Linked DNA regions of Homo sapiens: region 1 is linked to region 2. A link is a loop called in an ENCODE intact Hi-C map of the cell type or tissue named here. Cell type or tissue: endothelial cell of umbilical vein. All regions are shown on one strand. Links, peaks and the distances in the headings refer to the core of each region. The heading gives the core; the rest is flanking DNA.

Region 1 (5,387 bases), core at 204-5,203, 770 kb before region 2:
TTATTTTTTTTTTTTTGAGACACAGTCTTGCTCTGTTGCCTAGGCTGGAGTGCAGTGGCACAGCAACCTCCACCTCCTGGGCTCAAGCAGTTCTCCTGTGTCAGCCTCCTGAGTAGCTCAGATTACAGGTATGTGCCATGGCTAATTTTTGTATTTTTAGTAGAGATGGAGTTTCACCATGTTGGCCAGGCTGGTCTTGAACTTGTGACCTCAAGTGATCCGCTGGCCTTGGCCTCCCGAAGTGCTGGGACTACAGACATGAATCACCACACTTGGCCGAGTAGTGTTTCTTGACTCCCATCCCACTATGAGAAGACAGCATTTTCCCATTTGTTGGGCATTCATTGTCCTAAGACAATTGTATAATACACATAAAGAATAAGGGAGAGGCACATCGCCCAGGGAGGGACAAAACTGTCAGTTTCTTTCCATCTTCTCCACAATCATCTGATCACTTTTCACTTTGTCTACTCCAGTAATAAATTCCCATCTGGTCTATGTTTATTCACTCTGGCCTTCCAATTCAATCTTCACATTGCAACTAGAAGATAAAGACAGATTTTTAGGCCAGGCGTGGTGGCTCACGCCTGTAATCATAAAACTTTGGGAGGCCGAGGAGGGTGTATTACCTGAGGTCAAGAGTTCTAGACCAACCTGGCCAACACGGCAAAACCCCGTTTCTACTAAAAATACAAAATTAGTCAGGCATGGTGGCGGGTGCCTGTAATCTCAGCTACTTGGGAGGCTGAGGCAGGAGAATTGCTTGAACCTGGGAGGCAGAGGTTGCAGTGAGCCAAGATTGTGCCTCTTCACTCCAGCCTGGGCAAAAGAGCGGAAGTCCATCTAAAAAAAAAAAGACAGATTTTTAATATGGTCTACAAAGCCTCTTCAGCTTCATTTTTCCTCAAGTGCCCTCCTGCTTTCTCTGTTCCTGTGTACTGGCTTTTATCAACCATTCGTTTCTGCCTGGAATGATCTTTCTTTCCTTCTATGCCCAATAAACAACTGTTTGTCCTTTTGATATCTGTTCAAGTTTTTCTTTTTCATACCAGCCTTTTCTGATCTCCCTGACTAGATTGACTCCCATCATAAGCTCTCAATGGGCCATGTGCATTTCCTTCAAAGCGCATGGCACAATTGTAGTTTTTCATTAGTGTGTATGATTACCCATTTATATCTATCTACCCTACTATATTATGTGCTCTAGGAGAGCAGTGGCCACATCTGCTCCCCAGTATGTGGCACACAATAGTTGCTCAATACATATTTGTGGAATTAATGTGTAAATGTATACAGAAAAGACATTTTACATTTCATCAGTGATTTAAAACAGATTTCAGAGCTCAGGTTGTAGCAATCTGAGTCCCTGCGGGAAATAAGTGAGATCATCAAATGGAACAATTTCCACTTTGAACAAGGAAAGTTCAACCTAGGGACTATTTACATAGTTGTAACTTGGTTATAAGGGAAAGTAACAAGGAATGGTGAAGCACCCTGGGGTTTGCAACAGTGAGTTAGAAGTTGGTACCCCTAAAACTGAATGGGCAACTGAAGGGAGAAGTTTGGCCTTAAAGAGAATAGCCATGGTTCTAGAAGACAACCACAGGATAGGTGCTGTGGCCATTGTAGAGGATCCCAGCCAAGCCAATGAAGCTCTGCAGTGTCTAGTCATGTCAGAATTATAAAATCAAGAAAAAACATTGTCATCATCATCACTCTCTTCCCTTCCTTGACCTCCATCCAGTGCCTCCCATTGGCTAAACCCAAGTGAAATCCAGAGGGAAGAGAACTGAATGATGTTCATAAAGGCCTGGACTTTCAGGGGACAGAGCTGGGTGAAAAATGGAGAAAATGGATCCAGCAGGACAAGTAAAAAATCCCAACCATTGGTCATTGGGACAATTCCCTTTTTTTTTTTTTTTTTGAAATGGAGTCTAGCTCTGTCACCCAGGCTGGAGTGCAGTGGCGCCATCTCGGCTCACTGCAACCTCCACCTCCTGGGTTCAAATAATTCTCCTTCCTCAGCCTCCTAAGTAGCTGGGATTATAGGTGCCTGCCACCACGCCCAGCTAATTTTTGTATTTTTAGTAGAGACGGGATTTCACTGTGTTGGCCAGGCTGGTCTCAAACTCCTGACTTGGTGATCCACCAGCCTCGGCCTCCCAAAGTGCTGGGATTACAAGCATGAACCACCACACTCGGCCGACAATTCCTAATTTTTAAAGAATGGCTAAGATAAATAATGCAAAAAGGTAGCTTGGAAAGTTTTAATTTAATGTAATAGGAAGCAGTTACTAAAGTTTGAGAGTTACATAGGTAATGGTAGCTACAAAAAGTTTTCTTATAATGGAAATGTCATGATTAATGAAATGGATTAATGAAAAGTCCATGGGATTTTAAGTTAGACGTGAGATAGAATCTTAGCTCTGCCATGTCCTAGTTTGTTAGCCTTGGCTTTCTTATTTGTAAGGTGAGGATTATAGTGCCTCTCTCATAGGGTAATTGTAAGAATCCATTGTCTGGCACATAGTAGGTGCCAGACATGAGAATTGTGAGAAAGGCATGTAGTTACTGTCTGCTGTGGCCTAGCACTATAATAAGATCTCCTCCTGGGAGCTTTTGATGTAGTTAGGCAAGCAAAGCCACCACGGATGGAGCAATTAGAGACTAACAGAACAGGAAATAATCAAAGACTCAATGGTATATTAAGATCCACAGGAAAGATGCAGGTCACAAGCTCTGACAGATCTGTAGTGAAACTGGACCACTCCTCACCTTTGACCCTTCCCCACTCCATCTGCCACTCCCCACACCCTGGATCTTTAAGGAACCTTCCAGTCCTAAAAGCTAGTGCATTGTAGATAATGAGGGTAGTGTACGTCAATGAACTCTACTGAGTCACTCAGCTACGTGCAGTTAAACCACAGGCTATCCAAGCCAATAAAAACAGGAGCAGTTTAGAACTCCTTAGTGGGTAGTTCTACCTTAAGACTATAGTGACATTACACAGCCCAGCTCTGATGCATTGTGTGAAAGTGACAGGATCCCCCCCGCACCCCCCACCCCCTTGCCCACTTAATAAAACTGCTCTTTGCTTACTTGGTGCCGAATGGCTCATGTGTTTACATGAAGGACAGATTAAAGACCACATTGTACTTTTCCTTGCCATTGTGTAAAGGGCATTATTTTCCATGTTGATAAGATCTGGAGGGAAGAATAAAGCACAATGGACTTTTATTTTAATCACTAAACACTCACCCTATCCCACAGAAAGCCCAAAGTTTTTTATGCTTCTCCTGGTTTCAAGGCATCTGCCATTAGGAAAAGTAGAGTCAAGTGGCTCAGATTTTATCCAAGGGAGACTTAACAGTGTCCCTTCCTCATTGGGAAGGGGTTGAGAGAAGTGATAAAGAAGCAGAATTTGATGACCCAGAGGAAAAGCTGAAGTGACAGTATTTATGCCTGGAGTTTACTGCATGCCGTTGCTATGGGACCTGATTAAAGAGTCAGAACAATATGGTTCTTGCTCTCAATAGCTTGAGACATTTTGGCAGAGAGGAGCAGATGCCACCTGCATTAAGTAAGTCAGAGCATATTAGCAATGGACTTGGATAACTCCCACTTCACCCACATAGCCTTCTGTCCTGTGATGCTCTCTATCTCCTCCATATTTTCTTCAAACAAGGCTAGCAATTCTTCTGTTGCCTCCTCTCTTTTTTCAGTAATATTTGTGCTTTATGTTGTCTCAGTTTACTCTTGTATTTGAAGTCATGTTGGACGAGAAATCAAGAGACCTACTTCTAGCATTAGCTTTGCCATGTATCAGTGAACATGCCCTCTTAGAACTTTCAATTTTCTCAACTCTTAAGAAATATCTATGTGCTGTAGTTAACAGTGTTGAGAAACCAGAGAAATATATGTATGTAGAAGTAGCTTTTTTTAAATTTGAGGTAATATTTACAAACGATTGAATGCATAGATCTTAAGTGTACAATTTGATGAATTTTAGAGAATGTACATAGGAATACCTCATTTTATTGTGCATTGAAGATACTGTGTTTTTTACAAATTGAGGGTTTGTGACAACCCTGCATCAAGGAAGTCTGTGGTGCCACTTTTCCAATAGCATGTGCTCACTTCATGTCTCTGTATCACATTTTGGTAATTCTTGCAATATTTTAAACTTTTTAATGATTATTATGTCTGTCATGGCGATCCATAATCAGTGATCATTGATATTATTATTGTAATTGTTTTGGGGTGCCACAAACCATGCCCCTATAAAATAGCAAACTTAATAAATGTGTGGGTTCTGACTGCCCCACTGACTGACTGTTTCCTTTCTCTCTCCCTCTCCTCAGGCCTCCCTATTCCTTGAGAGACAGCAATGTTGAAATTAGGCCAATTAATAACCCTACAATGGCCTCTAAGTGTTCACATGAAAGGAAGAATTGCATGTCTCTAACTTTAAATAAAAAACTAGAAATTACTAAGCTTTGTGAGGAAGGCATATTGAAAGCTGAAACAGGTTAAAAGCCAGGCTTCTTGCACCAAACAGTTAGCCAAGTTGTGAATGCAAAGGAAAAGTTCTTGAAGGAAATTTAAAGTGCTACTCCGGTGAACGCATGAATGATAAGAAAGCAAAATAACCTTCTTGCTGATATGGAGAAAGGTTGAGTGGTCTGGATAGAAGATGAAACCAGCCACACATTTCCTTAAGCCAAAGCCTAATCCAGAGCAAATCCCTAACTCTCTTCAAGTCTATGAAATTTGAGAGAAGTAAAGAAGCTTCAGAAGGAAAGTTGGAAGGTAGCAGAGGTTGATTCAGAGGTTTAAGAAGCCATTTTTTATAAAATAGAAATGCAAGTTGAAGCAGCAAGTGCTAATGTACGTGCTTCAGCAAGTTATCCAGAAGATCTAGCTAAGATCATTGTTGAGGGTGGCTAAACTACATTTTCAATGTAGGTGAAACAGCCTCATATTGGAAGAAGGTGCCATCTAGGACTTTCATAGCTAGAGAGAAGTCACCGCCTGGCTGCAAAGTTTCAAAGGACAGGCTAACTCTCTTGTTAGGGGCTAATACAGCTGGTGACTTGAAGTTGAAGCCAATGCTCATTTACCATTCTGAAAATCCTAAGGCTAAATCTATTTTGCCTGTGCTCTATGAATAGAACAACAAAGCCTAGATGACAGCACATCTGTTTACAGCATGGTTACTGAATATTTTAAGCCCACTGCTGAAAGTTACTGCTCAGAAGAAAACATTTCTTTCAAAATATTACTTCTCATTGACAATGCACCTGGTCACCCAAGAGCTCTGATGAAGATACACAAGGAGATTAATGTTGTCTTCATACTTGGTAACTCAACATTCATTCTGCAACCAT
Region 2 (5,364 bases), core at 1-5,000:
TTTAGATAGAAGAGAATTATTTCCTCTTCACTGCCGCCTCCTTTAATTTCAGTTATAATTCCCTTTATAAACATTCTTTTCCTAAGGCACACCATGCCCTATTTATTGCCACAAAGCCACTAAAATCTGTGCCTCAATCTGTCTGCTTCATCAGTATGGTTAAATACAAACCACTTACTAGTGTCTGCTAAAACTTAGTATCATCAAGTCTAGAATGCCATTGGTCTGTTCTACTGGGGCAAAGGCCAAAATACACAAGCATGTGCTCATATGCTCTTTTCCCTACAAACTAACCATATTACCTACTATAACAGTAAAGCTTAATGACATCTCTGGCTACATATAATTCATACCCAATATTATAAAATAAAATGTTAGGCCAGTAAGCTTTCACAATTTTTATTAAATCCTAGTCTAGTTGAACAATATCTGATGTTACAGACATCATCCCATGGTGAACATGTTTAATAAGTGAAAGCAAGTCAGACATCTCATCTAAGTCATTATTTTCTGCAGACTAAGCAATAACTACACAGAACACTATGGGTAAACAAACACCTGCTCAGTTTTCACACAAGCCATGTTGTTTATCAAATTAGATCTGCTAATATTGAATACAGTAGATTCGGTGATTGTAGTTCTCATATAAGTATCTTATTGAGATAACATTTTGACAGTTTCACTGACTTTCCAAATAAGCATACCATAATCAAAGAAAAGAATAAAGAGTGAAGTAAAAACTGAACATGAAGAGATTAAGTTATTAAAGGAAAATGAAGTAAATAAAAAGAGTGAAAAACCATTGGGGGTGGAAGTCAAACAAGCCTAGACATTTGATTGGAAGAGAAAAGATCAAATATGAAGTTCACAAACCAAAAGTTTATAAACTCAATGCAATACAAATCCTTTTTATTGTAAAAGCTGAGTTGAAACTAAAAGATCTATAAAAACTGTTACTTTTGGCCTTAAACAGTACCAACTCTTATGATCAAAAAAGGCCACAACAGTTAAGATTGTATTACTTGATTTTATTTTACACTAGGTGGTGGGCAGACAAAGTAATCCTTAATAAAGTTGACAATTAGCTTCACTCAATATTTTTAATAATGCACATTAAAAAAAAGTATTCATCTTACAAATTCTTCTGCAATCCAAACATACAATAGCTTGGAGAACATTTAGAAAACAAAAGCCAATGTAAAAAGACAGATTAAAACAACTAGAACAGTACAGGTTTTATTTATATGGCTCGAATTTTACAGTTTTCTTACTGCATCATCAATGTCAGAAATCTGTTCCTTCAGCTGGCTCCATTGTTCTGGATTTAAAGAAATACCTAAAACAAAGTTTAAAAATTCAAAGGTGAAAATCTATTTAAGCGTTGAGGATTTTCATACTTCCAACTAGAATACTGTTTTATCAAAATTGCCACTTTAGGCTGGGCGCGGTGGCTCACACCTGTAATCCCAGCACTTTGGGAGGCCAAGGCGGGTGGATCACTTGAGGTCAGGAGTTCAAGACCAGCCTGGCCCAACATGGTGAAACCCCATCTCTACTAAAAATACAAAAATTAGCCGGGCATGGTGGTGGGCACCTGTAATCCCAGCTACTCAAGAGGCTGAGACAGGAGAATTGCTCGAACCTGGGAGGTGGAAGTTACAGTGAGCCAAGATCATGCCACTGCACTCCAGCCTGGGCAAGAGAGCAAGACTCCATCTAAAAAAAAAAAAAAAATTGCCACTTGGACACAATGCTACAATACTGAAAATCATATCTCTTACATTTGTTAATTACATATCATCACAATTTACTGAGCATTATCAATCTCATATCCAGTCTTACTTTCCACAGTGCATCCTGCATAGTACCTATTGTAACCAATGAGAATAAATAAGGGTTTGAAGACACATCTTACTAATACCCGTCAACTATCAGGCTAAAATGGTCAGGTCCAGATTTGGCATGTGATACCCCATTACTATATTTCCAGCTGGTTCCAATATTTGCCCAAAATTTCCACAGGAATTCAAGCCAATTGTGCTGAGTTCTTCCAGAAGCATTCATTTCACTTTGGAAAAATTCCCAGGACGTGATTCATACAGGACTCCTCAGAGAGTATACCCGGGTAACTGCACTCTAGGGTCACCCTATCAGGGTTAAAATTCCAGCCTCACTTTCACTAAGTGTATGACCCTTAAAAAAGAACTACATCACCTTGTAAGCCTTAGTTTCCTCACCAGTAAAATGGCATCTATACGCCAAAGAGTTGTTGTAAATGATTAAGTAACATGAATAATGAACTTAGCATATCACCTAACACATAAATGGTTAAAAAATGTGAGATATGTCTTTCCAGTTTAAGATGTAAAAGTATGAACAGAAATTTTATATTTTCTATATTTTGTACTTTAACGTTCTAGCATTCCAATACCGACGCATATAAACAGAGAAGTAAACAAGAACTGGCAGAAAGTATTCCCAGAAAACTGCTGGAAGGCCATGAAATTGAAAAAAAAGAATAAACAAGAAATATGGCATCGGCCACTCTGGTACGTGAATTACCAATCCAGAAGTGACTTGAAGAAAATATGAAAGCATATAAACACATATAGAGGCTGAGTTTAACCAAAAAAAAAAAAACTGCATGAAGCAAACAAGTGGTACCTTTCAAACTAACAGGCAGGCAGAATAAAACTAAATAAGGAAGCATTTTTCTTTAGCTGAGGGTCAACCTAGAGCAGCAATCCAAATATACAAATTTAGGTTGGCTCACCTTCTCTAGCTGTTTGGTGAATTATACAAAATATGTTTCTACAATGCTAAGAGGCTTGGGACTGGATGAAGCACAAATGGAAGGAAAGCAGAGATCCGCTTGAAGAGTAATGCCCTAAAGAATAGCTTTTAGGAGCTGAATCAAAAGGAAGCATTGTAAACCAAGATTTTCCATTCCTGATTTTACAAGTTCCCAGATAGTGCCTAATCTGCTTCAGAATTGCATAAACCTTTTTAAAAATTGTTCAAGTAAATTAGCAGCCAACTGAAGTGATATTAGGGGTGTTACTTTTCTGGGTTTTATTCCCAAAAGCTGTATTAAGACATCTCATTAAAAAAATGTTAAGTATCATGTCCAAAATAACTACAGAAGATAGAGAATCAATTGAGTAAGACTCTTCCTTGCCCCGTGTGTCCTGCCAACATTTCAAGTAAGCTACTCAGAAAAGTTGTCGTTTAGTCCTAACACTGTAATAAAATTCAAGTAATTAGACCTCACCTTTTCTTCCTGGTTTCATTTCACCTTCAGGATCCATCCAATATTCTCTAATATCAATTAGCACTTTGCCTTTAAAATCGCGAACACTAACGTACCTCATTTTCCCAATCTGCAAAAGAAACAAACATAAAAAGAGGTGCTCCTTTCAAGAGTGGTATCTGTTTCAATTGTATTCATATTCACAACTTGCTGCATGCTCACTCTACATCTAATCATGAAAATGACTACTGCTGACCCTTGAACAACATGGCTCTGAACTGTGCAGGTCCCACTTATATGCATATTTTTTTCAATAAATATACTGGAAAAATTTTTGCAGACTTGACAATTTGAAAAAACTCACAGAACAACTGCATAGCCTAGAAATAACGAAAACATTAAGAAAAAGTTAGGTATGTCATGAATGCATAAAACATACCTAGATATGAGGTTATTTTATCACTTACTATCATAAAACATACAAATCTATTATATGAAGTTAGAGAGAAATGTAAACAAAGATGGAGTATTAATTCATAACTGCATAAAATTAACTACAGTAGTGTACTAGTGTTAACTTCATAGCCACTTCCTGTTATCTCAGTGTACTCAAATGTTACAAGTATCTGCTTAAAACACCTTGTGTAAAACACCATGTGATGCTAATCATCTCTGCTGAGCAGTTCATGTCTCCAACAAATTGCGTATTGCAGTAAAAAGTGATCTCTCACGGTTTTCACATTATTTTTCATCATGATTACTGCAATACCATAAACTTTAAATAACACCATGAGTCCTATACAAAGTGCCCCTAGTGATGCTGAAAGTGCTCCCAAGAAGCAGAGAGAAGGCATGACATCACAAGAAAAAAACTGCCAGAAGCAGTGGTGCATGCCTATGATCCCAGCTACTCAGGAGGCTGAGGCCGGAGGATCACTTGAGCCCAGGAGCTTGAATCCAATCTGGGCAACACAGCAAGATCCTGTCTTTAATTTTAAAATGCAAAAAAATAAAAATAAAAATAAAAATAAAAAAGTTGAATTGCTTGATATGTACCACGGACTGAAATCTGCAGCTGTGGTTGCCTACAATTTCTAACAGATGACATATTTTATTAACAGATGACATATCTTATAAACAGACAACGTAAACTAATGTTATTGATAAACACCATACAGTACAGTAAAATGTAATTTTTCTCCCTTATGATTTTCTTAGTAATATTTTCTTTTCTCTAGCTTACTTTATTGTAAGAATACAGTATATAATACATATAACATACAAATATATGTTAACTGTTTATGTTACTGTTAAGGCTACCAGTCAACAGTAGGCTATACTTAGCAGTTTTGACAAAGTCAAAAGTTATAACCAGATTTTCAACTGCACAGGGGTTGGTGCCTTGCATTTTGACCCTGCATTGTTCAAGGGTCAACTGTACTACTCTCAGTATCAAAACTGCAACCAAAGGAAATTGCTGTTTAAACTATCATATGATCCAGCAATCCTACTTCTGAATATATATCCCAAAAAATTGAAAGCACAGACTCCAAGAGACATCTGCACACCCATGTTCATAGCAGCATTATTCACAAGAGCCAAGAAGTGGAAACAACACAAATATCCACCCAGAGATGAACTGATAAACAAAATGGGAGAGGGGGGGTGGAATAGACACACAATGGAATATCAATTAGCTTTTAAAAAAGGAAATCCTGTTACATACTACGTCAATGAAATAAGCCAGTCATAAAAAGGAAAAAGGTAATACTTTATGATTCCACTTACATGATGTCAAGTTCACAGGAACAAAAAGTAGAATGGTGGTTACCAGGGCTGGGAGAAGGGGAACTGTTGTTTAATGGCCACAGAGGTTCAGTTTTGCAAGATGAAACAGTTTCGGCAATCTGTTTCACAACAATGTGAATATACTTTTATGGTTTTTACCAGCAAAAAAAAAAATCATTAGGAAGCAATATTTTGCAGTACAAACTACAACCAAGAGGAATCCACAGATGCAACTAGCTACACTGCTTCACCAACCATTCTGAATATACGAATCCAGAGTTCCAGTCAATAACAACCAAGTTTTTCCTTTTCATGTTCACTTCAAA

What was found. Hi-C counts contacts between places; a loop is a spot of excess contacts. Peaks named below come from ENCODE experiments on the same cell type or tissue, not always from the same donor. Only the 100,000 strongest peaks of a DNase experiment are listed, where the experiment ranks them.
Region 1: it touches region 2 in a loop (4-fold over the local background); 1 of 110 quality-filtered maps calls a loop at or near these places.

Annotation. Positions count from the first base shown.
Region 1 is chr5:33,367,811-33,373,197 of GRCh38, reverse strand. No RefSeq gene overlaps it. Among named protein-coding and RNA genes, the nearest start is that of TARS1-DT, 70 kb to the left of the region's middle. In endothelial cell of umbilical vein, for the core only: no CTCF peak of the experiment used is centred there; a DNase peak (open chromatin) is centred at 3,077; H3K27ac peaks cover 1,328 bases.
Region 2 is chr5:32,596,977-32,602,340 of GRCh38, reverse strand. It overlaps SUB1 (SUB1 regulator of transcription), which reads right to left. Exons shown (of 5, transcript NM_006713.4): 4 at 3,272-3,380; 5 at 1-1,336. The coding sequence ends at 1,257. Among named protein-coding and RNA genes, the nearest start is that of SUB1, 14 kb to the right of the region's middle. In endothelial cell of umbilical vein, for the core only: no CTCF peak of the experiment used is centred there; DNase peaks (open chromatin) are centred at 2,070 and 4,910; H3K27ac peaks cover 1,855 bases.